3 separate regions of the Mus musculus genome follow, and all the other regions are linked to region 1. The links are chromatin loops, found by intact Hi-C in ENCODE. Cell type or tissue: gastrocnemius. All regions are shown on one strand. Each heading gives the region's core, and the rest is flanking DNA. Links, peaks and the distances in the headings are about the cores only.

What was found. Hi-C counts contacts between places; a loop is a spot of excess contacts. Peaks named below come from ENCODE experiments on the same cell type or tissue, not always from the same donor. Only the 100,000 strongest peaks of a DNase experiment are listed, where the experiment ranks them.
Region 2: a loop joins it to region 1, with 2.8 times the contacts of the local background. A loop is called at or near these places in 16 of 42 quality-filtered maps.
Region 3: a loop joins it to region 1, with 2.7 times the contacts of the local background. A loop is called at or near these places in 2 of 42 quality-filtered maps.

The regions. Positions count from the first base shown.
Region 1 is chr11:88,817,880-88,828,711 of GRCm38, forward strand. No RefSeq gene overlaps it. Among named protein-coding and RNA genes, the nearest start is that of 4930556N13Rik, 28 kb to the right of the region's middle. In gastrocnemius, for the core only: CTCF peaks have their summits at 5,364 (motif pointing left) and 8,303 (motif pointing right); DNase peaks (open chromatin) are centred at 1,707, 3,344, 4,006, 4,899 and 3 more places; H3K4me3 peaks cover 252 bases; H3K27ac peaks cover 326 bases.
Region 2 is chr11:88,053,321-88,064,152 of GRCm38, forward strand. Srsf1 (serine and arginine-rich splicing factor 1) reads left to right here. Exons shown (of 4, transcript NM_173374.4): 4 at 1-437. Among named protein-coding and RNA genes, the nearest start is that of Vezf1, 9.5 kb to the right of the region's middle. In gastrocnemius, for the core only: CTCF peaks have their summits at 1,508 (motif pointing right), 5,942 and 9,089 (motif pointing right); DNase peaks (open chromatin) are centred at 1,565 and 6,039; H3K27ac peaks cover 2,158 bases.
Region 3 is chr11:88,507,979-88,518,810 of GRCm38, forward strand. The region is part of intron 6 of Msi2 (musashi RNA-binding protein 2); the gene reads right to left. Among named protein-coding and RNA genes, the nearest start is that of 0610039H22Rik, 110 kb to the right of the region's middle. In gastrocnemius, for the core only: CTCF peaks have their summits at 4,750 and 8,567; DNase peaks (open chromatin) are centred at 2,662, 4,217, 4,806, 6,408 and 2 more places; H3K27ac peaks cover 5,650 bases.

The DNA of each region.
Region 1 (10,832 bases), core at 1,388-9,387:
TAATTTGTTGGTTGAAGGAACTCCCTGCCATCCGGAGCCGGACCCTTGGAGCTTTCTTTGTCCGTTGGTGAAATCTATTCATGGATGTCATAAAGACTTGGAGAGAAAGCTTTTCTTGGGAGTGATTTCTATTTACAGAAGAGTGGCAGCTTCTGAGTGAGCTTCCCCGGCATAGTTTCCTCCTGAGTCGCCACTGACCGTAGGCACAGCACAGCCCTCAGGGCTGAGAGCCAATGGTGGGTTGGGCGGGCGGGCGAGTGGGCAATGCTGAGACAGGAACTAACTCCCTCATTCCTCAGATTTCACAGCTTTCCCGCTGAGGGTCTTCGTGTTCTCAGATCCAACGCAGGCCATCACGTCACATTTAATCCATTGTATGTTTTCATCTGCCTCAATAATCTCCACCTAGTAGGTAAATTCCCATACACATCAACATACAAATTTGTTTTATTCTTAACTTACTTTTATTTGCTGTGGGCTGAGGTCAAACCTCATGCGCGTTAGGCGAGTGCTCTACCTCTGAGCTATACTCTTAGTCCAGGCATGTAAACTTAACACAAACAAAATAGTTACCTTGTCTGTTTTTCATAACGGAGTTTGGGAAGATTTCTTGGAAGAAAAAAGGGATTCATTATACTTTTTTTTTTAAAGATTTATTTATTTATTATATGTAAGTATACTGTAGCTGTCTTCAGACACTCCAGAAGAGGGAGTCAGATCTTGTTACGGATGGTTGTGAGCCACCATGTGGTTGCTGGGATTTGAACTCCTGACCTTCGGAAGAGTAGTCGGGTGCTCTTACCCACTGAGCCATCTCACCAGCCCCCACTTTTTTTTTTAAGATTTATTTATTTATTATATGTAAGTACACTAGCTGTCTTCAGACACACCAGAAGAGGGAGTCAGATCTCATTAGGGATGGTTGTGAGCCACCATGTGGTTGTTGGGATTTGAACTCAGGACCTTTGGAAGAGCAGTCAGGTGCTTTTGCCTGCTGAGCCATCTCACCAGCCCCCTCATTATACTTTTTAAAATAAATGTATTCACTGGGTATGGTAGCAAAAACCTTTAATCCTAGCATTGTGGAGGCAGAAACAGGTGGATTTCTAGTAATTCAAGACTAGGCTCGTCAACATAGTATACATAAATAAAAGAAAAGTAAAATAATTGTCTAAATAAACATAAAGTTAAAAAGTTTATTTACTGTGCTAGATGGATTTATGTCAACTTGACAAAAGTTACGAGTCATCTGAGAGGAAGAACTTCGTTTAAGAAAATGCTTCCATGCCGGGCAAGGTGGTGCACGCCTTTAATCCCAGCACTTCGGAGGCAGAGGCAGGCAAATTTCTGAGTTCAAGGCCAGCCTGGTCTACAGAGTGAGTTCCAGGACAGCCAGGGCTACACAGAGAAACCCTGGAGAGAGAGAGAGAGAGAGTAGAGAGAGAAAGAGAAAATGCTTCCATAAGACTGAGATATAGGCAAGCCTGTAGGACATTTCCTTAATTAATGATTGATGGAGGGTGGGTTCAGCCCATTGTGGGCGGTGCCATCCCCAGGCTGGTGGTCCTGGGGTCTGTAAGAAAGCAGGCTGAGTAAGCCATGGGCAGCAAGCCAGTAAGCAGCCCTCCTCCATGGCATCCACATCAGCCCCTGTCTCCAGGTTCCTGGCCTGCTTGAGCTCCTGTCCTGATCTCTTCCAGTGATGAGCAGCCATCTGAAAGCACGAGCCAAAAAGCCCTTTGCTCCCCAGGTTGCTTCTGGCCAGGGCGTGTCACCACAGCAATGGTCACCCTAAGACAACACCCATCCATCTGTTCACTTTTGCCGGGCTGGGATCAGAGCCCAGGGCCTTTGGTGGTACACACCTGGAGTCCCAGTACTCCAGAGGTTGAGGCAGGAAGATTAAAAGTTCAAGGTCAGCCAAGGCTGCAAACACCTTCCACTGGATTTTAAAGAGATTGCTGCCAGGCATGGTGGCACACTCCAGTAGTCAGGAATCAGAAGCAGGAGGACAAGTTCACCATTCTGATCTACATAGCAAGTTCTAGCCTAGCCAGGCCTAAATAGTAGGACCATACCTACCTGTATCTACATCTACATCTCTGCCTATATCTATTATAACTATATCTATATCTATTATAGCTATAGCTATATTACAACTATATCATCTCTATTTATATATTTATATTATATCTATCTATCTCGTCTTTATCACATATATCTATCAATATCGGTTATTCAGAGAGAGAGGGACAGAGACAGAGAGACAGAGATTGCCGCCAGGCTCACTGAAAGCACCTATAATACCATCTACTCAGGAAGACTGAAGCAGGAGATTCTTTGTTTGAGAACAGTCTGGGAAATTTAGCAACAATGTCTCTTAACAACAACAACAAAAACTAACTAAAAACCACTAGGCTTGAGGCTGCTCCCACCAGCCAGCACCTGCACAGGACCTTCTCCTCGGTCCAGTGGTCTCTCCTTACCCATCACCCATCTTCTACTCCCCTTCCTTTCTCCTCCCTCCTCGCTGCCCCTCCCTACGGGATCCCTTCTTTTGTCCCTCCAGCGCAGGGGTGTTTTGCAGGCCTAAGCCCCCCTCCTAAACTCTCAAATGCTTGATAGAACAAAAGGCTAACATGGAAGGCAAGCCAGGACTGCTAATGCTGTTTGGTTTCGTTGTCTTTGGTCTCCCACACAGCAGGTCTCTAAGTAAGTGGAGTGCACCTGTCTGCAAGTGTATTTACATGCACACTTCTCCCCCCCCCCGCCCCCACCACCATGAAAAGCAGGGCCTGAGTTGAGGCTAACTCTCTTGTCCCCTCCCCTGCTTCCCTTCCTCACCCCCACCCTTCCCCTGATCTCCTTCCCTGTCCCCTCCCCTCCTCTCCCCTCCTCTGCTTCCCTTCCCACTCCCCTCCCTAAGATCATGATCCCAGTCCTGGTCCCATGGCCCTGGGAATTCCTGTCTAGCGCCCTCCTCCTCTGAAGTGTCTTACTTCCTGTCCTAAACTGTTGCTCTGAGTCCCCACGCATCCCCGTGCTTTTGCCTCGGAGGGCCTCGTTTCCTGACTAAGTAGCAAGCCAGCCAGTACAAAGGCTGAATAAACAGTCAGTAGAAATTAACTTGAATGTTCAGGGAGAAGAACAAAGACTTCCGACGTGAGCCAGGGAAGGAATCGTAATTGCCAGAGAGAGAGGGGCGGCCCTGAGCTCAGGCTGCTGGAGACTTGGGAGCGCGGATGTTGACAGTGGCGGAGACAGGCAGGCGCGCGATGCTGACTTGATAAGTGGAAGAGTGAGAATTCTAATTCAAGGAAGATGCAGATAGAGAGGAGCACGAGAACAGAGAGGAGGGGCCGCTGAGGGGTCCAGAGGCAAAAGGCAAGGTCCCCCTGCTCCCGGCGGGGTATCCTTGCCTGGGCTCCCAGCCCAGAGTAGACGTTCTCATGGGGACACCAACAGTAACCAAGTACGCATTCATGGAGACTCCAGGATAGGAGAAAGGCAGAGGCAACTGGCATTGTGTCTCCAGGGTGGAAGAAATGACGAGTCCTATGAACCCAGAGAAACAGAGAGGGCCCCACCCTAGACCATGGAAGCAGACCCATTTAAGAGACTTCTACAGAGAAGCAGCTGGCACGACCTGTCCTTACCCCACCCGGTGTAGCAGCTTACAGAGGGGTGTGAATGCTCAGAGCCATGCCCTGGAGGAAGGCGTTGCAGGGTAGCATCCTGAGGAAGAGTGCACCCTGGAGAAGGGTCCTAGGAGACAGCCTGCGATGAGAACACAGGCCTCTGTGCCTTGACGGGAAGGAAAGGGAGAAGAGGAGGCTAGATAGATGCCAGGAGACTTCCGAGGGAGGGGAGATTGGTTGGTGGTTCCAGAAATGGGATAAAGGAGAGCTTCCTGGAACATCTCCCCTGGCAGAAAGGAGGCAGCCAGCTCCCAGGACCCGTGGTTGGGGCTATCGGAGGAGTGTGAACACTCTGAACGGCAGCGTTTGCTGGAGAGAGACCATGACAGACCACCCAACCTCCAGAGACCACGAGGAGGGACAACCGGGTCCCTGCTGCCACTGGTGGCCCGCCAGAGTGGACACAGTACATGTTTGTGGCTGGAAAGCCAAGTGACGGTACAGAAGCCTGGGAAGGGTCCAAGCAGGACACCAGGCTTCCATCCTTGGGTAACTTGTGCCCCTCAATGCTAGGTAAAAGCCCCCCAGGAAGAACCAGACCTTCGAAAACCTCTGATTCTTTTAGTTGTTTGGCAAAAGACATCTCCATGCTCTGTGGCCTCTTAATTTCGTAGATGGTGAAAGGCAGAGAATTAAAGAATCAATGGGCAATTAAGGAGGTACTGGCAGGTACTGGCCAAGAGCATATTATTTATTTATTCAGCCAGCCACACTCATTTTTAAAGAGCTAACTTCCATTTTGTTTCTGACACCAAAAATAAATCAAACTAAAAACTGTATACATCATAACTGAAAAAAAAATACATATTTGCATGGTATGTCGCCCCTGTGAAGCCTCAGCTGCGACCTGCAAAAGGAATTTTTGTGTAAAAAAAAAAAAAGAGAGAGAGAGATGAATTCATTCTGCACTGGCCTTCCCTGAGGGTACAGATAGGATCGAAAAGACAAAAATAAGGTTTTAATTCACTAGTGATTTTCCCACCCCGTCTCAAGCTTCTTTTTGATTCTTAGCATCCATTTTCCTGGGTCGTCTTGGGAGGGTTGCAAGATTTCAATCCATTAACACAGTAGTAGGTTGGTGAAATTTCAGAACAGGCTGAGATGAACAGCCACAATGAGGACACAGCTGCCCTGGGGCTCCCGGCAGAGAACTCAGCCTATGATTCAGCTCCTAGCCCATGATCTGGCGCCCTAAGGGAGGGGATCTCTTTGAAGAGCCCTCTTTTCTCTCCTCTACTTCCCCGACTTGGGAGAAATCCAGTCTTGCCCCCTAGTCCATATCAGCTCTCTGATTTTGGAGCAGCTCCTTGGCACTAAATATACCTGCACCATTGACTGTCTTCCACCCTCCCTCCCCTCCTCACCCCGCCCCGCCCCCCACGCACCTCCTCATTCCCTCCCCAGCAAGCGCTTTTGGCGTACTACAGGTATCTTCCCAAGCTACCCCAAGGTTGATTCTAGGACAGTGGCTCTCAAACTTAAGTCTGCATCTAAACTACGTGGACAAAGTGCTACACGGTTCTCGGTCAGTAAGTCTCGGGTATGAGCTGGGGATTTGCATTCCTGTTAAGTTTAATACTGAGACAAGTGCTTGGAGAACCTGTTTTCTGGGATGAGGCAAAGGGAGGGGATACCCGTAGTAGCTTGTGCTGTGGTGCCATCTAGTGGACATAGACCACAATAGCAGCAGTCTGCCCTGTGGAGTGCACAAGACTTCATTCCACTCCTTTAAACACTTCAAAAACCATTCTCTTTTACGACTCTACTTCTTAAGGTGGGCCTTTTACTGTTTAAATGCTCTCTTTCCACCCTCTGAATAAGACCATTACAAACTATGCCCTGCCGAATATGGATGAAATGAAACAGGAAACTGGGTGTTTTGAAACGAAACTGCACACCCTGATTTTGATAACTGTCCCCCAGATACATCTGACCTAAGGCACAACACTGCACACATGGCAGACAGCAGGCCATCACCCAGATCACACAATAATTAGCTCTAACCCCAAACCAGGACCCAAGGATTCCATGTTGTCTCAACCCAGGGGGAAGCACACCACTTTAGAAGTAACTGGACAACCCTGAGGACGTGGCTGTTGGGGAGAACTTATCAGAGCACACTCGGAACCCTAGGTTCTCTCTCCAGCATGACCTGAACTGGATATAGTGGTCACACCTGTAATCCCAGCCTGGCAGTTGGGAGATCGAAATGGGAAGGTTGAAAGCTCAAAGTCAACCAGGGGGTGCTGACGGACAACTTTAATTCCAGCACCAGGGGAGCAGAGGCAGGTGGACCTCTGTGAGTTTGAGGCTAGCCTGGTCTACAGAGCAAGTTCCAGGATACACAGAAAAACCTTGTCTCAAAAAAAAAAAAAAAAAAAAAAAAAAAAAAAGAGGGATGATGGAGAAGGAAGAGAAGGAAGGGAAGAAGAAAGCTGTTTACGGTTATTCTTCTATTTTAAAACTCAGAGAAAAAGGAAAAGACAGGGTCACAAGTTCAAGGCCTGCCTCAGCTACCTGGACTATGGCTTGAGTTTAAGGCCAGCTTGGAAAACTGTCTCAAAATAAAAATGTAAAAAGGGCTGGCGATGTAGCCTAGCGATAGAACACGCGTGAAGGCCTGTATTTGCCCCACCCCAGGATTGAAAAAAAAATGTAGGTTTCAAAGTCCCATTCTTAAGAATCTCTGGTTCAGTGGGCCTGGGCCCAGCCACTTGCAAGCATTATAAATAAATTGTAGCAAACGCTTGAGCCTCTACTGTGAGACAGCCTGCAGGGCGGTGACCTCAGAACCCTGTTCCCTACCTAGCACTATCCAACAGAAACAATCTGAGCCATACTCAGACTCGTGACAATGCATGCTCATTAGCCTCCCGTTAAACATCAAAGGGGCGGGGCTGCAGAGGTGCCACAGTGGTTCAAAGCATCACTGGCCGTTCTCCCAAGGGGTCCAGGTTTGAGTTCCCAGAACGTACATGGCAGCTGCCAAGCATCTGGAACCCAGTTCCAGGGGTCCTGACTCCCTCTTCTGACTTCTTCAAGCACCAGGCAGGCACGAGATACACAGATTATGCTCGCAGGCAAAATAAAATACCCATCTACATAAATGATCACTTTTGTGGCAAAGGAGGAGCCAGGAATGTGGTTTGGTTAGTAGAGAACTTGCCTACCATGGAAGAAGACCTAAATTTGGCCCGTGGCCCTGTGTAGCTGGGCATGGTGGTAAATGGCTGTGCTCTGAGCACTTGTGAAGATGGAAAGATCAGAAGTCCAAGATCACCACTGACATGGGGAACTCAAAGCCAGCAGCATAGGCTACATGAGATCTGATATTGGAAACTAAACTAGACTGAACAGGGCACAGGGGAACTCTGGGACCCAAGATCCATCCTATGCTCACCTTTTGAAGGTCATCTGGGATATGTGCATATTTGAGAAGGCATCACATTCTACTCTCCAGACTCCCTTGCACTTATTATGATCTAAAGGTAACAATGGGGAGGTAATATCCTAAAGGTAATAGTGCATATGAGTGCTGTGTCCTCCGGGGCCAGAGACGTCAGATCCCCTGGAACTGACTTCCAGGTGGCTAAGAGCCACCCGATGTGAGCACTGGGAACTGAACCCAGGGCCTCTCCAAGAGCACATGATCTTAACCACTGATTTTTTTATGTGGATTCTGAGGTCGAGATTCTCACACTTGTACAAGCAGTAACTTTACTGAGCTATGTATGTAGCACATGCACACCCCCAAATACTAATCTTTTAAAATACGGATTTTTTATTCTGTGTGTCTGTATGTATATGTGCATGTGAGTAGCCACAGGGGCCAGAAGCATCAACCCTTCTGTAGTTTGGGGTTACAGGCAGTTGTTAGCTGCCCAGCGTAGATGCTAAGAACCTGACTCTAGTCCTCCAAAAGAGCAGCATTCTTTACGGCTAAACAAGCTCTCCAGCCCCCAAATGGTAATAATGTTTAATCATCTCTTAGTGAATAACTTCATCTCAGACCAGTTAAGTCTGCTCAATTTGGCCGATTTCAAGTTAAGTGTTAATACACAACCAGTGTGGACCATCGAAGCCCTGGGAAGGACCTCAACCTTTGATGAACAAAGGAACAGACTCCGAGTGATTAAAATGAAGATCAATATCCAGGTGCAGTGGCTTGTGCTTATGTGGCCCAAGTTACTCGGGAATTTAGGCTCCCAAGCACCCAGAGAGAGCAGGGAGCGTGGATACCAGAAGACACAGGTTCAAGGCCAGGTTCAGCCTATTGTGAGCCTAGTCGCTCCCTCCCAAGAGGTTCCAGGACCCCATAGAAAAGTGGGGAAGGCCCCCCCTTAGGCATGTGCCATCTGTTATAGACTCATCGGCACACTTCCACAGAGTACTTCCTGAAGGCTCTGGACCTGTCTCAGCTTTGTAGCCCTTAGCAGGTTTGGCATACTCATGCAGGCACTTGGTGCAGAAACCCACAGGAGCAGTCACAACGCCTTCCCTGTCATCCTGCCAGGAAGCCCGGAGAAAGACAAGAACTCCATCCCAGCTCAGGGAGGAAGTATCAGCCATCCTTGCCCAGAGCACCGGGGGTTTCTCCAATGCCGTCTGTCTCCACCAGATGTCAGCTGGGCCTGCTTCTCTAAACAAGCAAGCCAAGATCTCAGAGATTTTCTTTGTAAAGATACAAGTCGACCTCCTTAAGAGGAATCTTCAGTTGGCCCCCGTTTGCCAGATTACCCCCAAATCAAACCTGGCAAGCCTATTGAAATCCACCTTCACTTAAAAACATCTAGCTATCGTATGATGTGCGCCTTCACGACATAAAGCCACGTTCATGTATGCGTTCACAAAAGCAGGAGCACACGTGAACAACTTCAAGTGTTGGTCTTCATCTTCTGCCCCGAGACGGGTAGGTTTGCACACTGCCGCACCAGGCTAGCTGCCCCTGGAGCTTTCTGGCGATTCTCTTCTGTCTCCTCCTCCCCTCCCCGGCACGCTACAACATTGAGCTTTTTGTGGGATCTGAGGACCCACACCTGGGCCCTCATGCTCACACTTGCCACCTCTTGTTTTTCTATTTATTTACAAATCGAGGGTTATAGGGACAGAGAGCAAAGGACAGAGAGCAAAGGACTTGTACCCAGTCAGGCAGAATATGGCGCACAGGTGGCCCTGGGGCCAGAGTGCTGATTTCAGAGTAAAGATTGGGGCTGTGGTGGTTTGAATGGGAAGGGCCCCCGAGAATGCTTGGTTATTAGGAAGTGTTGCTACTTGATAGGGATTAGATGTGGCCTTGTCGGAAGAAGTGTGCCTCGCTGGAAGAGGGTTTTGGAGTTTCAGCTGCCCAAGCTGAGCCCCGGTGGCTCTGGGTCTTCCTGCTGCCTGCCGATCCAGATGTGAGACTCTCAGCAATGTCTCCAGCCCCATGTCCGTGTGTGCCACCATGCTGCTTGCCATGACGACAATGGACTTAAACCTCTGAGCTGTAAGCCGGCCCCAGTGAAAGGTCTTCCTTTGTAAGAGGTCACAGTGTCTCTTCACACCTATAAGACACTGGCTAAGACAGGGGCCTAAAGCAGCATCACTGAGCAGGTCACAGTTGACACACAAACCTCATCCTGGTGGCTTGTGACAATTCTACCTCACCCATACCTCCATCCAGGATTAGCTAAAGCTCCTGGGTACGTCTTCACTCTGAAACATGGCTGACACTGGGCAGAGGATGAAGGAAAGCAGCCCGCCCTCGTAACTGCAGCCCCTTGACATGTAGCACCCTTACCTCACAATCAGGAGGAACCTTAAGTCCAACAGGGCTGAAGGTCACACTTTGATTGTGGAGTAGACAGGATTGTTGGCAAAGGCCACACCCAATTAACCAGAGATACCCAGCCAAAATAATGGTGCCTGTCAGGTCAGGACAACACACTTCTCACACTTAAGGGCTTCACATGTCCTGATCATAACAGCAACAAATCAGACAGTCCAAAGGGAAGATTATGTCAAAACGAAAAGCGCAGGGGCGCTGTGTGAGACATGGGTGTGCAGTGAAGATGGCAGACAGTTGGATCAAAATGCATTTTATAATGTTGACTGGTTTTATGTCACAATTCAGAAGCCTGAATTTCTAGCACCCAGGAATCAGAGACAGGATTGAAGTTTGACGCCAGCTTAGTCTACATGGCAAAAACCTCACACAGAGACACTTTTAAAAACACTTCCCGCAAACATGCTTTTAAACTACTACACCTATGTCCAACATGGGCGCACATGCTGACCTGCATGCATGCAGAGGTCAGAGGACGACTTTGCGAAGCGGTTTTTCTACGTTCACTGTGGATTATTTTTTTAAGATTTATTTATTTATTTATTTATTATCTGTAAGTACACTGTCACTGTCTTCCTTTTTCTACGTTCACTGTGGATTATCTTTTTAAGATTTATTTATTTATTTATTTATTATCTGTAAGTACACTGTCACTGTCTTCAGACACTCCAGAAAAGGGAGTCAGATCTTGTTAGAGATGGTTGTGAGCCACCATGTGGTTGCTGGGATTTGAACTCCGGACCTTCGGAAGAGCAGTCGGGTGCTCTTACCCACTGAGCCATCTCACCAGCCCTCACTGTGGATTTTGAACTGGGCATTGAACTCGGGTCATCAGGCCTGCACAGCTAATGTCTTTACCTGGTCTAAAGAGCCATATCCCATTCTGCAATCTTGTTTTTGACACATTACCACCATACACAGCCCAGGCTGGCCTCATTCCTCCTGCCTCTGCCTCCCAAGTGCTGCTTGTATGGTAACACCTGGTCGATCTATAGTGTTTGCAGTAAGAAACGGTCTGTGTAAGGGTGCTGCTGGCACTGGTGGGTGGTCCAGTGTTGCTGTCCAAGACAGGAGCCACAAGCCAGTTGCTTTCTGGGGTCTACTCCAGAAAGTCCACACCAGATATCCAACTGTGGACTTCCTCATTAATGTTTCTCTTATATGCTTTAATTGAACAATATTGATTTTTTTTCTTCTTTGGGGGCTGGAGAGATGGTTCAGAGGTTGAGAGCACCAACTGCTTCTAGAGGTCCTCACTTCAATTCCCAGCAACCACATGGTGCTCACAACCATCTATGAGGTCTGATGCC
Region 2 (10,832 bases), core at 1,193-9,192, 760 kb before region 1:
GTAGTGAAATTACAAATGAAATAAATTATATGTATTTAAATAGTATTAAAAGGAGAGAAAGTATTAGACTGAGTTCTGTTATAACAACAACCACTTGTAGCTTATTTCCATCATAATTTGATGATAGATTGATAACCCACAATACTGGAATACCACAGATTGTTTTTATTGAGCAAAATGAATGTAAAATCTGGCCAGAGTAGATGCCTTTATTGTGTAATTTGTGTAAAAGTCACATAGGCATTGTTGAAGGTGTTTTATATATATGAAGTATATGTGATAAGATCTTCATGTAAAGTCTGAACAACCATGGATCCCAAATATATATCTAGTTTGGGTGAGCAAGGAGTTGTAGAATTGTACTAGTACTGCAGAGGATTAATGTTACTATATGTAATTTTGGGAGTGAATAAAAAGCTGTTAATTTGGAACCTTTATTGAGATTTAAGTTCTCCATCCTTTTAGACTGAATCAGGTACTTAAAAGGTGTCAACCACACAATATATTCCATTACTACATAGTTTAACACTGTAGCAAGACTTCATAGAAGGTAATACCTACAATATACAGTGTAGTACTCTTGTAGATGTTTTGATGTCAGGTTTTTAAGATTTTTCTTTCTTCGAGATGGTGTCTCTTTTAACAGCCCTGGCTGGCCTCCAGAACTGCCTGCCTCTACCCCCTGAGTGCTAGGATTAAGGCATGCACCGCACCCAGCTTCTTAAAGACTTTAGACTTAATGGTTATGGGTGTTTTGCAAGAGTGGGGTGTGTGTGTGAGTGCACCAAACGTGTTTTGAATAGTAAGAGAACAGTTGCTGCTCCCAGAACTGGAGACTGGAGAGTTGTGAGGTGCTAAGTGCTGGGAATCAAACCTGGGTCCTCTGAAAAGCAGTGAGTGCTCTTAACAGGTGAGCCATCTCTAAGCCCTGCTTCCCATCTCAAGGAACCTTGCCCATTCTGGTTTTATGAGAAAGTGGAGTTGGAATGATAAGAGAAAAAGCTTGATGATTGAATAAATATTGGGAAATAATTTTCACCTTAGAGCAAAGACATTAACACCATACTTTGTTTTTAATTTTGAAAGCTTTATTTGGCAGTGGAGAATTTGATTGTGCTTGTAGTGATCAAAGGAAGGGTATTATTGCTTCATAATAGACAGAAATAAGATACAAGATAGACTAGATATCCTGTGCAGTTAATTCAGAGGCAGAGGAGTGGTACTAGTTATTGTATGAGTTGAACCTCAGTGCTTTACCACTGAGCTGCAACTTGAAACTACACATAGCATAGTGTCAGTGGGTTACACAGGAAAGAAGTCATGCATGGCTTTTTTGTGAGGTTCCCATTTAGTTGCACAGTAGCTAAGCTATCAGCATGAAGGGGTCTACAAATTGACTTAAAGGATGCTATGAAAAACATGCCTAGCATCTGTCACATCTGTCACCTGTCTTAGTTTTCTAATGTTTTTGTTAAGTGATAGTGAAAATAGGTTGGCCACAAGAGGGAGCCCTGCCACAAAACCCATCCAGGAATAAGTTTTACTATAGTGCCATTTACAATATTTGATCACCTACACTGTTGGATGGTTGGGTAAGTTTTCTGCCTGTAATCCTGAGCAATGCCCTTTTCGGCTTACAGCTTAAGTACAACTTTTATAAGTTAAAAGTAACACAAGGGCCAGGCGTGGTGGCCCACGCCTTTAATCCCAGCACTCGTGAGGCAGGCGGATTTCTGGCCAGGCCAGCCTGGTCTACAAATTGAGTTCCAGGACAGCCAGAGCTATACAGAGAAACCCGAGGAAGTGAGTATACTTTAGAGCCTTTTTTCTTGGGAGATTTAGGAATGATATTTCAATATTGCTAATGAACTTTTAAAGATAATGTGCACCCAAACCCTGTCAGGTTAGCTATATTGTATGCAGGCAGTATGCTGTGATCAAAAGTCAACCCCATTCTTTTGAAGAGTTTAACTTACTGACATTTTAAGAGCTGGGGATTACTGAGAATGAAAGGTTATTACCATTAGCTTCTTTGTCTCAATTTTATACCACAGCCACACCTCACCCCCACCCCCACCCCGCCAAAACAAACAAAAAGAACATCCAAAGCCCACAGACTTAATGACATAAATTTACCACCTTTTGGAAATAAAACTTGGCTGTGGGAATACCTAAAACTTACAAAACTTGTCACTTGGAAAATAGGATGTTAAAAGTGGACAAATTATTTTTGCAGTCAACATTGATCAGATTTATATAATAGGTATTTCTCTGCTTATTAAGTTACGTTGGGGGCTACATGAGGCTGCAAGGTTGAACTCTTAAGCAATGTATGGTTATATACACCAGTAACCAGGGCATTTGGATAAGCTCTTGTAAGGTTGCTAACTGAAGGCCAGCTGTGTCTATAATGGGAACATATGAAAGGCATTCTGAATTCACACCGACTCCAGAATTTCCTTTGCAATGATTCTTTTAATAAGTCTACACCTTTGTCTTAGGTATATACTGCCCTTTTCCTTTTTTTTTTTTTTTTTTTTTTGCATGTGCAGTAGTACTGGGGACTGAACCTAGGACCTCACATATGCTAGGCAAGCACCTTACCACCGAGCTTCATGCTCAGCCCTTGCCCCTTTCCTATTACCACTCTAATGTCCCTTGATAAACTCCAGCTTTGCCATTACACCTTCTTGGTAAAAGAAGGGCTGAGTTTAGATTACTAAAATGTCAGGTATAGCAAAAATTATTTCTTGAAGTATTAGAGGACCTTATGAGTTAAGTTGGGGCCAGAGCAATTAGGGTTGAGTTGTTTGAACCGTCAAAAGGAAACCTAAAAGGGTCTGTGAAGTCCTTTGCTAACATACTTATTTCCACCAGTAACAGCATGTCATAGACAACTTTTAAGCTACAGAATACTTAAGAGTGACATCACAGCTGGGTGTGGTGGCGCATTCCTTTGATCCCATAGGCAGAGGCAGGCGGATTTCTGAGTTCAAGGCCAGCCTGGTCTACAAAGTGAGTTCTAGGACAGCCAGGGCTATACAGAGAAACCCTGTCTCAAAAAAAGAGTTACATCACATTTTAAGACTCTAGAAATATGAAATTTTAAGTTGTACAATAGATATTGTTATAACTAAAACAAATGGCCTTCCCCTAACCCCCTTAAGTTGGCAAAGTAAATTTCAGAAAGGTAATAGCCAAGTTCATCTTTGCCTCAGTGCCACCATGCCTATTGACTTGAATCAGACTAGCTCTTGGGGGTTTCATTTGTTTGAAATAAGGTCTCACTCTGGCTGATCTCAACTTGAAATCCTCCCAAGTGTGAGATTATACACAGTTGCCTCATTAGTAGTCTTAACCTCCTTCAAAACATTTTTTTCTTTTTTTTTTTTATTCGTTGAGACTGGGTTTGTCTGTGTAGCCTTGGCTATCCTGGAACTCAGCTCTAGATTAGGCTAGATTCCAAATCAAGATCCACCTGCCTCTGCTTCCCAAGTGCTGGAATTAAAGCACTCACTGCCTGGCTAGTGCTTCAAATCTTAAATGTCCTCATGAGGTCAGCTCATTGTTGAACTTTAAAAATTAACAAGCTAAACAAAGCCTTTTGAATTAATAAAAAACATGTGCATGAGTGCATGTCTCTGTACCACGTGTGCAGTGTCTATGGAGGCCATAAGCAGGTATAGGATCCACTGGGACTAGAGTTGCATGTGATCCTCCATGTGGATGCAGAAAATCAAACCCAGATAACTCTGGAAGAGCACAGTACTTTAAACTCTGATCTATCTCTAGCACTTGCTAATAAACACTTAATTGTACTTTTTTCCAAGATGTATTTAAAAAGATTTATGTATATGACTGTTCTGTTTTCATGAACATCAGAAGAAGGAATCAGATCCCATTACAGATGGTTGTAAGCTACCATGTAGTGCTGGAAATGAACTCAGGACCACCTCTGGAAGAGCAGCCAGAGCTCTTTTAATTGCTGAACCATCTTTTCAGCCCCTATTTTAATGTTTTTATATGTTCAGGCTTTGTGGGATTTTAGTAACTGTATTTTCCAAGAACCAAATTCAGTGCTGTTGAAAGTTTATAAATTTGGCAGAAATGATATAGCAGTATAGACATCTTATTTCCTAAGCTGTGGATTAACTGAGTAGATTATAAAGTATTTTACTCCTAACATTGGGTCACATATCTCAGCTGTCCTGATGGCAACATGCCAGGATTGGTGGTAAACACTAATGATCCAAGCCTTCCAATGTCATTATGAACTAGCTCTTCAGTGAGACCCACTAGTAGGTGGTTTTAATGTGGTGATATCTGTTATCCCCACTGTTAAGCACTAGGAAGCTAAGGCAAGACAGGCAGCTACACAGTGACAGTTGGTCTTTTGGCTAATTGATTTTTTACTTTTTGAGACAGTTTATGTAGTGCTTGCTATATTGGAATTCTGTAGAACAGGCTGGCCTTGAACTCAGAGATCTGCCTGCTTCTGCCTCCCCAGTACTGGGATCAAAAGCATGTTCTACCATGCCCAGTGACAGCTTATTTTTAAGAAATTGAGGGGACTGGAGAGATGGCTCAGTGGTTAAGAACACTGATTGCTCTTCCAGAGGTCCTGAGTTAAGTCCCCAACAACCACATAGTGGCTCACAACCATCTGTAATGGGGATCGGATGCCCTCTTCTGGTGTCTCAAGACAGTGACAGTATACTCATACATAAAATATATCTTAAAGAAAAAAAGGAAATTGAGGGCCTTGTCTGAAAACTAAGTGGTTCTATTAAGTCTCATTTTCCCCCAAGTTTCTTACAGAGGAAGCCTAAATATGGCCTTGTGAATTTAGTGGCCCTTCCTCCGAATCCTTGCAGATTCTTCAGTAGTTTTCTTTTTTTTTTTTTTCTTTTCTTTCTCTTTCTTTTCCTTTCCTTTTCTTCTTTTCTTTAACAGGGTTTCTCTGTGTAGCCCTGGCTGTCCTGGAACTCACTTTGTAGACCAGGTTGGCCTCGAACTCAGAAATCGCCTGCCTCTGCCTCCCAAGTGCTGGGATTAAAGGCGTGCGCCACCACACCTGGCTCTGTATTTTTCTTTTTGTTGGACTTGATATCTTTACAGCAATTCATACATTAAACGTATAAGGTTATGTTGGGCTTGGAAAAGTCTTACTTCAGGATCCTGGCACTAGTCTTCAGACTAATAGAACAAGAACAAACTTAGGCAGTTAATTTGAAGCCACACAGCCCAGAAAACAGATATTTGACTCCTCATACTCAAATTGCCACAACAGCCCATTTCTTTTTAAACATTCTTCCATCTGACTGGAAAGATGGCTCAGTGGTCAAGACCACTTCATGCCCTTCCAGAGGTCCTGCATCTGCCTGTAACTCCACCTCCAGGAAATCTGAGACCTTTTTTGGCATATATGTAAAAGCAAGCTTTAAACAAAATTCAGATGAAACCACAACTAAGTGCCAGGCATGGTGGTAGCAGTAGATGAGATGGGTCTTTGAGCTTCAGGACAGGCTAGTCTCCATAGTGAAGTTCAGGATAGCTGGAGCTTACACAGTGAGCCATAATCACTATCCCTAGATTAGTTAGTAGCTGAAAAAATTTTTGAACTAGTGGCATTCCTGCTTTATGCCTGTTTAATTATGTCACATGTATCCATTAAATGCATTTTCTTTAGATTACTCTAATTTTCATGTGTATTTGCCCTTGGCCAGCTATTAGCTCTTGGAGGCCTTTTTTTTTTTTTGGTGTCTCAATTAAGATTTTTTTATGTATGTAAATGTTTTGCCTCTATGCATGTATATGTGTCACATGTCTTGTGCTTACTGCAAGACATCTTTCCCTCTCAGTCTCCCTCCCTCCCCCTTTCTAGACCTCCCTTCCAATTGGGAGTTCAGAAGTAACTAAAGTGCGCACCACCTGTAATATCTACTTAATGCCACCAGGGTGTCTCATGGTGCTGTCTGATCTGTGTTCTTATCCCTGGCCTTAGCTCAGAGCCCAGCTCCAAGACAGTGAAATGCTTGACTTCCTGGCTTTACAGTGTACAGACAGTTCAGCTCAGGAAAACCTTTGCCCTTTTTTTGGCCAGGTCATTCAGAGGTTGGACTTGCCAGCCAGCCACTCAGTAACTAGGCAGCAGCCCTATAAAAGCCAAAGAAGGGGCTGGCAAGATGGCTCAGTGGTTAAGAACACTGACTGCGTTCTGAGTTCAATTACCAGCAACTACATGGTGGCTCACAGCCATCTACAATGGGATCTATTGCACTCTTCTGGCATGCAGGTGTACATGGAGACAGAGCACTCATATACATGAATATTAAAAAAAAAAAAAAAGCCAAAGAACCTGCCAGTGGTAAGTATCAAAAGATCCCTACTTGGTGTTTTTGTTTTTGTGATAGGGTCTTCTGCTATCTAGCCTGATCTCAAATTTGCTATGTAGTTGAAAATGACTTTTGATCTTTCTGCCTACTCCCCTCAAGTGCTAGGGACTAGAGACAGTTTGTGTGGTACTGGGAGTGGAACCAGGACTCTTAGATGTTAAGCAAGCAAACATTCTACCAACTGAGCTAGAGCTCCAGCTTCTACATTGACTGAGTATACATTAAAGTTTATATGAGATCTACAAAAGCAAACCCACAGAGTTTCTCTGTGTAGCCTTGGCTGCCTGACTGTCCTAGACCTAACTCTGTAGAACAGGCTGGTCTCCTAAGTTACAAAGATCTACCTGCCTCAGCAAGTGCTGGGATTGGAGGCCTGGGCCACCATTGCCCATCCCCAAATTGAATTGTTATCAGCTGAGATAGGTGAGTTGTTAAGTTGGTATGCTAAACTTGCCAATTTTCAGTATGCAGTCAAAATGTTTGCATTCTACAGCCTACAACTGATTAAAATTCATGTCAACTGGGAAGGTTGTCATTGAGATGCCCTGACTAGCTTTTCAAAATGTTCAATGCATCCTTCTATTTTGAATTCTGATCATGGCCTGATTGGGGACTATGTCTAAACAATTTCTTTTTAAATGATATCTGGAGGGCTGGGTGACTCTTGAAGCTGTATGAGTATACTGCTGTTGTGAAATGCTGGGTTTATGATGTCACTTTCTCTTCTTGAGTTCCCTTAAATGTGTCTCCAACTCAGAACACTTCAACACATTGTTAGTGTTTTTGGTTTTGTTTTAAATTTGATTTTATGTATATGGATATTTTGCCTGCTTGTATGTCTGCATTGCTTGAATGCCTAGTGCCTAAAGAGATCAGAAGGGTGTCTGTCATATTCCCTGCCACTGGGTTTGTAGACAGTTGTGAGCAAGATGTGGGATCTGGGAATTGAACTTGAGTCCTCTGAAGAGCAGCCAGTGCTCTTAGCAGCTGCTGAGCCACCTTTCCAGCCCATTAAAAAAATTTTTTGTTTGTTTGTTTGTTTTTTGAGACAGGGTTTCTCTGTGTAGCCCTGGCTGTCCTGGAACTCACTCTATAGACCAGGCTGGCCTCGAACTCGGAAATCTGCCTGCCTCTGCCTCCCAAGTGCTGAGATTAAAGGCTTGCGCCACCACGGCCTAGCTAAAAATTTTATTACATTATATTACATTACATTATATGTACATTATATTACATTACATTATATGTATATGTGGAAAGTCAGAGGACAACTAGTGGGAATTTTCTCTTTTTAATGGGAGCCTTAGGGATCTGACTCAGGCTGTCAAACTGTCAAACTTAGTGACAACAGTGTCTTACCTACTGAGCACCCACACACACACACACACATACACCTGTTCTTTGAATTCTGGGGATCAAGCAAAATTCCTTATCTATGCTAAAGAAGTGTTGGATCTCTCCCACCTATGAACCTCCCATCTTACCATTGGTCAGGTTAGCTTGAATTTTTACAGTTCTCTGATGAGAAGATTAGTCATATCAGATCATATGGATTGTGGAACTTTTGTTTGTTTGTTTGTTTAAAGACTGGGTCTACTATATAGTCCTGCCTGTCCTGGAACTTACTGTGTAGACCAGGCTGGCTTCAGACTCAGAGATCTGCCTGCCTTTGCTTCCCAAGTGCTGGGATTAAATGCATGTGCTACCATGCCCAGCTTATATATAGTTTTTAAGAGAGCAGAGTAATTGTTTTCATTGAAAGAGTTGTATATTGAACATATGTGGGAGCTTTCTCAGATGTTAGCATTAGTTTTATTAAGTATACCTATGTAGGTGGTCATAGACAAATTTCTCCAAGTTACTAATTCTAACACATAAGTACCACTAAGTGGTGTTTTCCATTCCAAACTATATGTAGTTTAATAAATAGTTCTGAAATAATTTTCATATAAGGAACATAACTACATTGTGACATTCTTGTCTAAAGTAAACACCAAAGGAAAAAAAAAAGCAGAAATAATGTATTACATTATTACAAAGCCAGCAGTGGGCTTTCACACGTAAAACGCATGAAGCATTTGCACTGCCTTGGGTTGACGACCATCTGTTCCCCATGCTTTCAGTGCTGAATGAAATTGGGGAGAAAATCAAAGGAGAGGTGGGAAGGGAAAGGAAGTTAGGGAAAGAGGAAACAGCTGTAAGGTAAGAAAGGCCCTACAGAGATTATAAAACAAAAGCAGGGCCAGATTAGGCCCTGAGACTAGATAGCTAGTTAACTTTTGTCAATTGAGAAGAGCTTTGTATACTTTGAGACAATATGTACTTCAAAAGCACTAGCTAGTCTTCTCAGTGTACCATAGTAACTAGTTCATTGAGTCAAAAGCTATCCTGCCCTCCTAGAATTTCTTCATACTGAGCAGAGAGCCTGTTGCCAATGTGTACACAAACTAAGGGTCAAATATTTTGACAACAGCAGGTACATATTACAATTTAAAGAGTGAATGGGGAGAGGTGGATGCTGAGTACAGCTTCAGCCACTGTAGCAATAGCTCCTGTACCTGCCCTTTTATTATATTTATGACTGAACAGTATAACAAAATGTAGTAGCTTATAGTTCAGAGACTCATGGTCAAACTTTTTTTTTTTTAAGATTTATTTTTATGAGTGCTCTATCTGCATGTATGCCTGCATGCCAGAAGAGGGCATCAGATCCCGGCATAGATGGTCGTGAGCTACCACATGGTTACAGAGAACTGAACTCAGGACCTCTGGAAGAACAAAGCTCTTAACCACTGAGCTGCCTCTCCAGCCCCAGAAACATTTTTTTTAAGGTACATTTATTTTATGAGTACACTATAGCTGTCTTCAGACACATCAGAAGAGGGCATCAGATTTCATTACAGATGGTTGTGAGCCACCATGTGGTTGCTGGGAATTGAACTCAGGACCTCTGGAAGAACAGTTAGTGTTCTTAACCGCTAAGCCATCTCTCCGGCCCCCAGAAACATTCTTGTTTTTCTTTTTTTTTTGTTTTTGTTTTTGTTTTTTGTTTTGCTTGTTTTCGAGACAGGGTTTCTCTGTATAGCCCTGGCTGTCCTGGAACTCACTTTGTAGACCAGGCTGGCCTCAAACTCAGAAATCCGCTTGCCTCTGCCTCCTGAGTGTTGGGATTAAAGGCATGCGCCACAACCCCCAGCAGAAACATTCTTTTTTTTTTCCCAAAGATTTATTTATTTATTTATTTATTTATTTATTTATTTATTTATTTATTTATTTATTTATTATATGTAAGTACACTGTAGCTGTCTTCAGACGCACCAGAAGAGGGCATCAGATCTCATTACGGGTGGTTGTGAGCCACCATGTGGTTGCTGGGATTTGAACTTCGGACCTTCGGAAGAGCAGTCGGGTGCTCTTACCCACTGAGCCATCTCACCAGCCCCAGAAACATTCTTAATAGAATTAATTCCCACTTCTGGAAACTGAGCCAGATCTTAGGTTTATCGGGTCTTCTGTTGTGTCCGTTGGCTTGTTTTCTAGACCAGAATAGCCTTTCAGATCCTAATCTGACTACTCTTCTGATGTCACTTCAGGACTTAGATTGTTGCCGTTCACATCTTTAACCCAGAGAGAGAGAGAGAGAGAGAGAGAGAGAGAGAGAGAGAGAGAGAGAGAGGAGAGAGAGAGAGAACGAACTTGCACTCAACACTGGTTTCGTGATTTCCTGTTTCTTTTACTACCAAAAATTGAGGGACAACCCACCTCAGCAGATTGGAAATCTAATTGGCCCAGTAGAAGAGAAACTGAAGAGAACTGTTGAAGTAAAGGTTGTTCACTAAAAAGCTTGCTTTCATTCCACTTATATAGAAACATTTAGAGAGGCATTACAATCAGTAAAAATCTTTATATGTGAATAGCATTTTTAGATTGGTGACACAATACTGGCTAATATCACTTTATTCTCAGGATATTTGGTGTAGAAGCAATAGCCACTGAGAAGGGTTCCTCCTCTAAGCAACTTTAAAAGTTTTGATGACAACCGAGCCTAAGCTTTGTGTTTTAGTCAGTCCTACCAGTTTGTAGGACTGTTAAGTCAGCCATTGCTCTAGGGACCTAGGGCGTCTAAGGGCAGTGAGGAGCAGGTGTCCAGAGGAGAAATGTTGGTGCCTGAATGTGTTTTCCAGATGTATTGAATTTCACTTAGTATATTTTTGACTTGTCTTAGTTTCTTTCCTGCTGTGGCCTATGCTATTTTGCTTGTGTTCAGTATTCCTTCTTGCTTACTGTTGCTTACTTAGGATTAAATTTAGGGCTAATCACATGCTAAGCAAGTGCTCTTTTTTTTTTTTTTTGGCGGGGGGTCTGAGATAGCGCTTCTCTGTGTAGCCCCACCTGCCATAGAACTCACTCTGTAAAGTATGCTGGCTGCAAACAAGAGAC
Region 3 (10,832 bases), core at 906-8,905, 310 kb before region 1:
GCAGGAGGGAGGCAGCTGCCTAGTACTCCTGACTTCGAGGCTGTCATGCTTTGTCCTCATGGAGCAGCTGGGGAATCGGGTCACCTGAGTGCTTCCATTTGCAGCTAGACACCTGGGCTGGCCACTGCCAGGCTCTCTGACCAAACAGCTGACAGAGCACATTAGCTCACCTTCTCTGCTTGTCAGAACATTTACGTTCTGAAAGGTGGTGGCCATGGCGCTGGGCAGAGAAAATGCAGTTGTCATATCAGCCTGTTCATCAGCCTCACGGAAGGTGTGACAAGCCGGGAGAGCAGGGAACCTAAGTGGAGGGAGAAGAGATCTGGGCTGCTGGTGGGACACAGAGTCACGCTAAACATGAGGCAAGAACACAGTAGCCCCGGAGGCATCACACAGCCACAGATGGTTCTGCTGGCTCTGTAGAGCAGGCAGCCTGCAAGGGTGGGGTGGGGTGGGTGTGGGGGGCAGTCTGGGTATCCAGCAGGTGAGTGACAGGCCAGGTCTCCCTGCACTTCTGCTCCAGTTAACTACCTGTATTATGCTAAAACGACACAAAGGACAATAATTAAGCCCAGATCTCTGTGGATCATTCGCTGTGATAATTCCACCTTTGTAATTCAGCTGCAGATAAACCCCTTTTGTTCTGCCTTATAACACAGATTCTAGTATCATTCAAGTATATTAACTGTAGCCTATTACTGTCACAAAAAATGCTCCCTGAGCCATAGCAAAAGACTCCCCAGACAAAACTTTATGTCATGTTAATCCAAGCTTTAATAACTATGAGGATATATAACTGTATTCTAATTGTGCTCTGCGTTCCTGCATACAAAAACAGAAGATATCAAAAATGACAGCCACAGATTTCTTCAAATAAAAAAAGCATTAATTCCCCACTCTGGGTGCTGGGATGCAGGGGTGACAGGATCCAAGTTTACACGAGGGAGAAGACAGAGGTGGCTTTCTGGAGATAGGGAGACCTTGAGGCTAGCGTGGGGCAGAGAAACCGAGGTTACCAAAGCTGAAGGCTAAACTGTGTAAGACAGGGAAGCTGGCGGGGAGACTTGGGTGGGGAAGACCATGAGAGCAATGATGACAGTCACAGTAGGGCAAAGAGTCAAGTAGACACTGCAGTGAGGAGAGTTTACGATGCTAATTTAGTATGTCATTCCTGCATGCCATCTGAAGAGAGACCATCAGACCCAACCCGTGTGTGCATCCAGTAAGGAACATCCTCTACGCTCTCTCCAGACTCACCCCGACCATGTGATGTACGAACCGTGACCGACTGCAACCCTGAGATGTTCTACCTGACGGACCATGCAACTCTCCTCTTCTGTACCTGGCTCCATTTCGGTCCCTTTAACTGGCTCTCATTCCTTCCTAGTGGGCCACCATTTCCGTTTTTATTTGATCAGCTGTTTATTGAATGTCTCCCTCCACTAGAATTTACCTCTCTTAAAAGACCAGCAGTGGTTTCTATTCAACTCACTCATTTCTCCCTGGTGCCTCAGCAGAGAACCTGGCATACAGCAAGGGCTAAGGGGTTGTTAAATGACAAAATGGCACTGTCACAATCTGGCTGTGTGGCTGAGGACAAGTTTCTTTACCTCACCGAGCTTCAGTCTCCTCACTGAGGAGGCAAACACCCATTCTCCAGTGTGGAGAGGAAACAACCTGAAAGAACAGATGGCGAAGGGCACGGAAGGGGCTGGTACAGGAGCAGTGCTCAAAGAGGCTGACAGGTAGAAGAGAACAAAAATGCCCATCAGGGCTGATGCTTGCTGCCCATCAGGAATAGGGCAGAGCAATCACTGCTCAGACCAAAGATGGGACGTGTCTCATCACCCAGACATTTCCATCTAGAACCTCCATCCCTCTCTACTCCTGGTCCACAGTCTCTCCCTGGTGCCAGGAAGACATCAAACCACTAGGCACTGTGTGGGGTATGCTCCTCCACAGACTTGTGCATGCGAGTCCAGGCTCACCAACTTCATTTAGAGAATATTATAAACCTCTGGCCTTAGAGTTGCCTTCTCTATAAAAGCAGGACATTGGATATTAACAAGTGCCTCTTACAGCAGGAGGCTCACACTATAGCAAAAAGGAATATACTCTGACAAGAACTATTCCCTTCTGTTATGAGGGCACTATGAACCTTCATTTCCTCATCTATGAAGGGTATTACCATAACCCTCAGTGCCTTATTGCAAAGGGTGGTCATGAAGACGAAAGTGCTGGTGAATTCAGGCTTGCTGCCCATCAGGGAGTGACTAGAGGTATATATTCCCAGGGGCCAAGAGCACTCTGGCAGACTCATGGGCCTGGGCCCAAGTGTAAGCTCCCGGGCTCATGCAAACAGCCCATTTTCTTTAAAAGACCAATTTTAAAAGAGATGAAAACTTTTGTAACTCCACGGGCTTCACTTTAATGCCACCTGCAAAGGGCGTGAAAACACTCCCAAGGGTGAAACAGTTTGGACAGCTGAAGAGGTTTCAGAAATGACAACGGGCAGATGAGAAAACCACATTCCTTCCTGCCAGAGCTTCAGTCAGTTCCAGACTGTGGCCTCAGATCCTGAATAACTGTTCTGGTTGCAAGGACTCAGAGGACAAGGAAACAGGAGTCTTGACATGTTCTGCTGGCACCCATCTGCCCAGTCCTGCACTGGCCAAGCTCCGTCCATTGGCAAATGCTCCTCCTCACTGGGCTCGCCACGTCCGCCTCTTTATTGATATTTTCATTGCACTTACTAGCAGAGGGTAAAGGAATCAGGGTGGCAAGTGAGGGCAGAGGAGTCATTCATTCATAGTTTCCTTTTTGTTTCCTACACACCAACCACATGACCAGATCATATTAACTCTATAACCATACACGAGACAAACAGAAGGCCCTAGAATAATGCAGTCATTCCTGCACCTTCCTCACAGGTGCAAATGGCCACCCCACCCTCAAATCCTAAAACTTTTTGCAGGCAGAGGAGGAGAGGAAGACAGTAATTTATCAGGACTCCAAAGTACCAGATGGTACTTCAAGCCCTCTGGTTGGCACTTAGAATTTGGGGGCATAGCTGGGACAAGAATCAGAACTTGAAATCTGGGATGGGGGGCATAGCTAGGACGAGTCTGGCACTTAGAATTTGGGGGGGGGGACAAGAGCTAAAACAAGAGTCTGGGCTTTTCTGGAGTTCTCCTGAAACCAAAAGAGGGGCTTCACTTCTCCACCCTTCTGTCCTAGCTATCGCATTAGAATTGAGTTTTGCTCCCTAAACTGGAAAACTGATGAGAAGTAGAAGGTGAACAAAAAATATCCAAAACAGAGATGAAGAACCCAGCGGATTCCCCCATCCACGGATGGGGCTGAGATACATACAGTATACACTCAGGGCATCACTCAGCTGCTGCAAGCTTTGTAACACCTCTCCGAACGATTTCCCTTCGTGCCTGTCCAACACTGGTATCCAAACCCTTAGGTATCTGTTTGAGGATCCTGAGTATTGATCAGGTCAAGTACTATAAGGTTCTCACTTCTTGATTTCTTGACCTTAAAGGGCCCAGGAGGGGTCACCCTAAACCACAACGCCATCATGAAGATGACCATGGGGAGGGATAACACGGATTAATTTATACCACGGTGCCTTCCACTTGCCCATCACCTCCAGAGCGCATGCAGAATTTCTCTGACATTCTTCACTAGCTTTCCATGGGGATTAGAGGCCCTGACGATGGGATGGAGCCTCGCTCTACTGAGAAATGCTGGGGAGAATTACAAATGAAGGATTTAAGCAACTCCGAACATTATATATCAGAACAACTATCTTTTCTCATCTGTGTTATTGTGAGCAAACCTGGGGGACGGGGAGGCGGGGAGGGGAGGGGAGGAGACGGGGAGGGAGGAAAAACCTTTCATCACAACTGATTCAGGTGGTATCAAGAGCAAATTACAATACTAATACAGCACTCCAGGAGAGAAAAGTTTTAAAAGAGAAAATTGGTGACTTTCAGAGCATGGTTCTTCTTTGTCCAGCACCGAGGCTCATCACAGAGAGAGGGGAAGGGGGCAAGGCTGTCAGGCCAGAGACGCTGAACAGGGACAAAGAGGGAACTGGTGCCATATGTCACCAGAGGCATAGCAAAAGCAACCACTGCTCTGATGCTGGCTTGCCGTCTGCTGTGGCCTTTAGTGGCTCACAAGTTGGAAGGGAGAACTGGCAGCTGTTGGTGTCTGCTTCCGTACATATACATCTCCATAATAGCATGGACCCCAAACCAGTGCTATCTGACTCTTGTTCCTCCCAAGGTACACCCCCTCACCCCTGAAGGATACTGAGACCCTCTGGCTACTAGAGTCTGCATTAAGACTTGTCACATCAACATTTCAGTGTGCTCTAGGATCAGCCACAAACCCTGGTCCCTAGGCTGACTGTTTCTGTGGTCCAAGTGTTTTCCTAGCTGCTTGATGCCACCTTAGCTGCACTGGAAGCTCCCAGTGATGCAGGGCTACTGACGTGCTGTACTGTGGCTATGGAGAGACCACATCCTAGGACCTCATGGTACCAGAGAATTAACTCTCCTACATGAAACTTTGTCTAAACATGCACTCTAATGAGCCTAAACCAGCTCTCAGAATAGAAAAAGAAAACAGAAGAGGGGGATTAAGGGCCCTACATGGGAGGAGCATAGATCAGAAGACTCCTCTAAGGTCCCAGAATTCCTTCAGCCTAGTGCGACTACAAGCTATGAGCACCACAGTCCACAAGGGGCAGTGTGGCACCTCCCATCTACCCCTCCCCAGGAGCTCTGGCCAGGTGCTCAGAGGATACTGCCAACTTGCACACTGGCTCCAAAGAGTCTGAGCCCTTCTTAGTGACCGGCTCCAAGGACTAAGCTGCTGCCTTTGGCTAAAGGACAGGGGCGGTGGAGGCAGAAGAATGCAGCCCCGCCCCTTCCCCACAAGGTGTATCAGCCACTCAGAACAATCTGGAAGACTGGAATTGAGAAACGGGGACTGATGGAAACATTTAACCAAAGTTCTTTGGGGAATGTGCCCAATTCTGTCCCGCAGAAACAGAACACCATGGGCTGCTCTCAAAGCTCACGGTCATCCTGGGCCTGAGACATCTTGAAACCTGAGTTCTATTCCAAATACTAGCACTCTGTCTCTTTGCCTTGGAGAACCCAGGACACTGGAGTGAGCTAACTTACCCCAACTCCGGGTTTTTCTCCCCTGCAAAGGCCATCCCACACTCTTCCTGGAGGGAGGGTGGCTGTCAAAGGCCTCCGAACTCTCCAGGTTCCAATGAGAGGGTACCTATCGGATTCCTACCTGAGGGGATCTGAGAGGCTGAACAGAAGCTTCCAGCCAAGACGGAGCCTTTCGGCCTAATTTACTTGGCAAACTCCTCAGGTGTCAACAACAGTCCTAAACATACTGAGTTTAGGAGAACAAAAGAGAGATCGCTAGTGTCTGTGGCTGGACATTCTAAACAAGCAAGATAAAGGACTAGGAGCTACTGAGTGCCAGGATGCTTCCACATGAATGTTCTACGGTCAGCAGGGTGACTCCCTCCTTGGAGCTGGTTTTGTGCGTTGCACTTCCTTGTGCTAGTGTCAGAAGCTGTGGGACCTTGGGTGCGCTGGGTAAGGGCTCCACTTCTAAGCTACACCTTCAACAGTTACCAGTTAGAGGAAAGAGCTTGCCCACGGATCTCCATGGTCTTTGATCTTTCTGTCCAACTTGCTCTTGGTCTGGCGCGTACTTGTGTCCCAGAGGCAGATGCTAGGGGCACCGTCATTTAGATGTCAAGGCAACACAACTCGTTCCTGAGCTTCCACCAGTTGGGCATTCTAATTACCCCTGCTGTACCTATCTGCTCACCCAGTTCCTCTTCCTTCCCAAAACAACAATGCCCATTTGCCTACTCCCCTCAAGAGATGCTTGGCCTTACAAGAAGATTCGCTTGCTGCTCTGTTTCTTACAAAGTCTTCACCATCTGCAGAATGGGGCTATCCCAGAACAAAAGTCAACCCCACCCCAAGATCCTGGCTCCAATGTCCCCATGTCTTCCCTCATCCCAAGCATATAAAGGTGAACACAAGGTTGGATGATAACAAGGACAGACAGGACTACGTGGTGGCGGTATCTGGCATAGTCTCCGGCCTACGGTGGGCTCCTCAGGATACTGTGGGGTGCTTCATGCATTAGGGAAGGGGAATGGTTTAAGAGTTGAAAGAAGACGAGCCAAAGCTGGCTGAGTCCCTTGGGGCTCATAAACCACAGCACTTCTGGAAGAACCTATGGGCGCGGTACCAGCTGGCCTCACTGGGCCCGGGCCGTGAGTTTTTCTGGCCAATTTGGAATTCCAAAGTTCATGCTTGGAAGTCCAGAGGCATTTGGCTCCAGTTCAGGGGAGCTTCTTCCCTGCTGAGTAGACCTGCTCTCTCCTCTGTCCTGTCTCCCTCCCACCTTCAAAGCACTTGCTCCCAGCAGCCCCAGCCCCCCTCACCTCCCTGCCTGACGCTCTTCTCCAAGTGGCTCGTTCTCTCTCTCTCTTTGAGTTCATCAGACACCCAGAGATGACATCCAAACCCTCTTTTGATAGAAGAGTGCTATCCAGACCCCAGAAGCCATGCAGTCTGCCCAAGGCCACTCACAGCCAGTTGGCAGTAGAGCTGGGACCAGAAACCAAGGCTCTTAATGGCCCTTAATGGCTCTGATGACACATAACTGAGCACGAAGCTAATACAGAGACTGCCTCCGGCCTGGCCAGCTCCTGCCAGTGCTTCTTCCAAGAAGCTCCCCCGGGAAGGGCATGTGGAGCCCTAGGCCAGTACATCAGGTTCCCTCTTGCCATGTTTACACGCTGCCAGCTTCACTGGGCCACCATTTTTTGCAGGATCTGAACAGAGTCATGTTTGCCTCTGGAAAAGCGCAAGGCACACATACTGTACACAACCCTCCCCTACCCCAATCACCTTGGATGAAGAATCAGCAAAGCTCTGGTCCATATACAAAACCCCCATAAGCTATGACATGACAGTAGTTAAGAAGGAATTAAAAAAAAACAAAAAAAAACCAACCTTGCCAAAGGAGAGGCAATTTCAGCCCATTGCTGATTATCTTTCATTATTCCACTGAGCTTCCGCAGATGCTAAAGGAGGCGGATGTTTAGGATGTATGGAAATATCATTTCCTCCTGGGACAAGGAGGAGGGAGGTGGGGTGGCTATATACACAAATGAGTTTTCCCCTGTTTTTTTTTTTCCTCCGGTAAGCCTAGTACTACCCTCAGGAGAAAGGAGGCCCACTCTGGGAACAGCTTGATCATTGGGACAAATGAAGGTGGCTTAGGCTGCTGCTCTGGGCTCCTTCCTTTGGGCTCTCTCTATTTACTCCTCCCCCCCCCCCCCACACACACACACTTGCTAGGGACCCACCATGAGCCTGGCACAGAACTGGGGATTGGCAGGAGCGCCCATCTACTAATAACATGATAGACAGGCAAAAACAATACCAATGAGGCCCTGGGCCACACAAACAAGAGGATGGGAGCAGAAGGAGGGAAATATAGCTCAATGGTCCAGGTGGGGAAGGAACAAGTTAGCTGGCAGGCCCACAGACGGCTGCTGGTGTAGGGATGGATATGTGGAGTGTGGAAAGGCAGAAAGCTCCAAGCAAGGGTACAGCTCACTTAAAAAGACCGTGTTGACATAGCGTATAGTATGTTCTATCTGGGTTGGCGAAACCTGGGCATGTGGGGAGGCAGACATATGGAATACCCATGCTGAAAGACCTTCCTTAGGCTTTCTTCTAGAGGGCCACAGGGCCACAGGCTGGGCAGAGAAGTGGCATGGAGAGCCCAGCCTCCTGATGCTGTTCCTCTGGCAGCAGATGAAGGATAAGGCAGAGGAAGCCAAGCCTGAAGGTCAAGGAAAGAGCCTGGCCGCTTCAAGGACAAGTGCTAGGAGAACAAGAGCCAAAGACAGAGTAGCCAGAGAGAGGGGCAAGCCATGTTTCCAGGGTACAATAGAGAAAGTGATGCCTGTGGATCTGTGGGGATGGTAAAAGGGAAGGCGTAGAGATGCCTTCTCCCTTCCTAAATCCCTGAGGTGGAGCACCAAGGCACAAGATCTGATGACAGCCTGAGTGGATCCTAACAATGCAAACACAACTCCTGGATTGGCACCACACTTGGCTCTGCAGGGTCATGAACTGACTCCAGAGCATAGCCCCGGAGGCTACACCATGTGGTCCTAAATCCTCCGCACTTCTCACATCTGTAACCTCAAGCCACGCCCTAGAGCACCCTAGGCTTCCAGTCTAGGCTCCCTCCCCTGCCTGGCAAGATTGGCTTTGCTCTCTTTTACAATCACAAAGCCCTAGGCCTACACACAGCTCTGTCCTTGAATTACACTCTCTGATTCTGTAGCCAAGGACATGGATGGTTCACTGGGTCTCTGTGCCCTTTGTACAAATTGGGGATCTTGATCTACCAATACACTGCAATACCATAAAAGCCAATAAGCAGAGCTGAAGGCCCGTTTCAGTCTGACTCTTCCATCCAGCCTCCAGATGGGGCCACTACTCCCATACTCCCTATTCAGGATGAAGGAGCTCAGATAACTTATGCAGAGCAAAGAAAAGGCACCAACAAACAAGCTTTCCAGACAAAAGTCGGTAAAATAAACCCCACATATTCTCCGCATATAATGTACGGAAATCACTTTCAAGTTCTCTTGCAAGAGAGAGATTATATAAATGCTATTTCTCGCGTGATTCCAATGACCCGAACTATTTTTGGAGTCTCATTTTGGCAGCTAAGTATGCTTTGCTTTGGCTGGGCTGGGTTTTTGTTTTGTTTTGCCCTTCCCTATAGAAAGGAGACTCAGCTCATTTGGATTAACTGAACTGAAAAGAAAGCAGTATCTCTGCTCTAATTCCACAAGGCCAGAAGAGCCCTTTATAAATTCATTTCTGGTTCTCAGATAGTGTTTGTGAACCTGTTGATTAGAGGAAGGGTATTGCCTATATTGGCTAGGAGGGGGGAAAAAATCTCCCTGTGATGTCCCCCCTCCTTCACCAACTGAGCAGCGGAAAGCGAGGCTCCCACCCACGTGGGTGCTCAAAGTCAGAGAGCAATTTGCATGAGTGGAAAACTCATTTCAGAAGCAGCAGAAGCTGTTACTCTGACTTTGTATTCTGGGAAGGTGATTGAAGGCATGGGCCTGGCTCGAGAAAAACCAAGTCCCCAACCCCAGGCTTTCCAGAGCTCACACAAAGGGAAGCTGATCTGGAGCACTGGTGTGGACCTGGTGCATTGACACTGACCTCGTATGCTGGGGCAGATCTAGGTAGAACTGGTGCACTGGGATACAGGCACTGGGATACAGGCAGACCCCAGAACACTAAGGGGGAGCACTGGGGTGGGGGGATGGGGGAAAGAGCCTGGCATAGTGGGGTGGATCTCGCACACCACTACAGCAGACCTTATGTACTGGTGCAGATTTGGTGAAATCGTATAGATGTGGCATATTGGTGTGGCATGGGCAGTCTTAGCCGACAAGTGGAGTGGGCTTGGCCTGGCAGCGTTGATGACCTCTTCCCGCTCTGACATGCCAGAGTTGGAAAGTCTACGGCTGATTTGCAACTTCACCCCTACGCTACTTTTGCTAAGACTAGAACAGTCCAGGCCTGTGTGTTCAAGGCCAAGCAGTCCGTTTGTTCTGAAACAAATGGAAAATAGAGCATGCTCAGAACACGTATGAACTGCAAGGTCATAGCTCTACAGGGCACCACGAAGCAGCCCAGACCAGCACCGTGGAAGATTCAGCAACAGGGAGACATGGGTCTCTTCCAACACAGCACACCTTCTTGCTGGCAAGTGACGCCTATGTCAAAGAAGCATGAGAAAATGACCAGGAAGTTTCGTCAATGGGGGGGGGGGGGATGATCACGTCTACTGGGACATAGACCAGTGAAGGCCTCATGGCATCAGAACTGCTCTTCAAGGGCTGGAAAGACAGCTCAGTGTTTGGTTGCACTAGCCACTCTTCTGGGTGACCAGGGTTTGGTTCTTGGCTCCCACATAGCAGCTCACAGCTGTCTGTAGCTCCAGCTCCGGGGGACCTGACACCCTCATACAGATAAGCATGCTGTAGATGCACCACTGTACATAAAATAAAAATAAAACCCTAATTTAAAAAAAAAAAACAAAAAGAAAAAAAAAGAAATAAAAAAAACTGTTCTTCAAGCTGAGCGTGGTGTCTCACACCTTTAATCCCAGCACTTAGTAGGCAGAGGCAGGCAGATCTCTATGAGTTAGAGGCCAGCCGGGTTTTCAAATATGAGTTCCAGGAAAGCCAGGGCTACAGAGAGAAACCCTGTCTCTAAAACCCCAAAAGAGGCAAACAAATAAATAAAATAATACCGACTGCTTTTTAAGCAAGTGTACAACCTCTATTTGTTCTTTACTATTCTAGGGTTTTGTTTTTGGTCTGAGCCAGGGTTTTCTGTTGTGCCACTGGCACATCCAAAGATGACCTTGAACTCTTAATGTTCCAGTCTCCACTTCCAAACCCTAGCCCTGCAGACGTACTTGACTACACCCAACTGATGTGGTTCTGGGAAATCAAACACAGGATTTCATGCATCATGAGTAACTACTCTACCAACCAAATTCATATTTTGTTCTCTTTTTTTCCCGTCAGGGTTTCTCTGTTGTCTTGCCTGTCTTAGAACTCACTCTGTAGACCTGGCTGGCCTTGGACTCAGAGATCCACCTGCCCCTGCCTCCCAAGAGCTGGGATCAATCACCATCGCTTCCTGTTAGGCTCC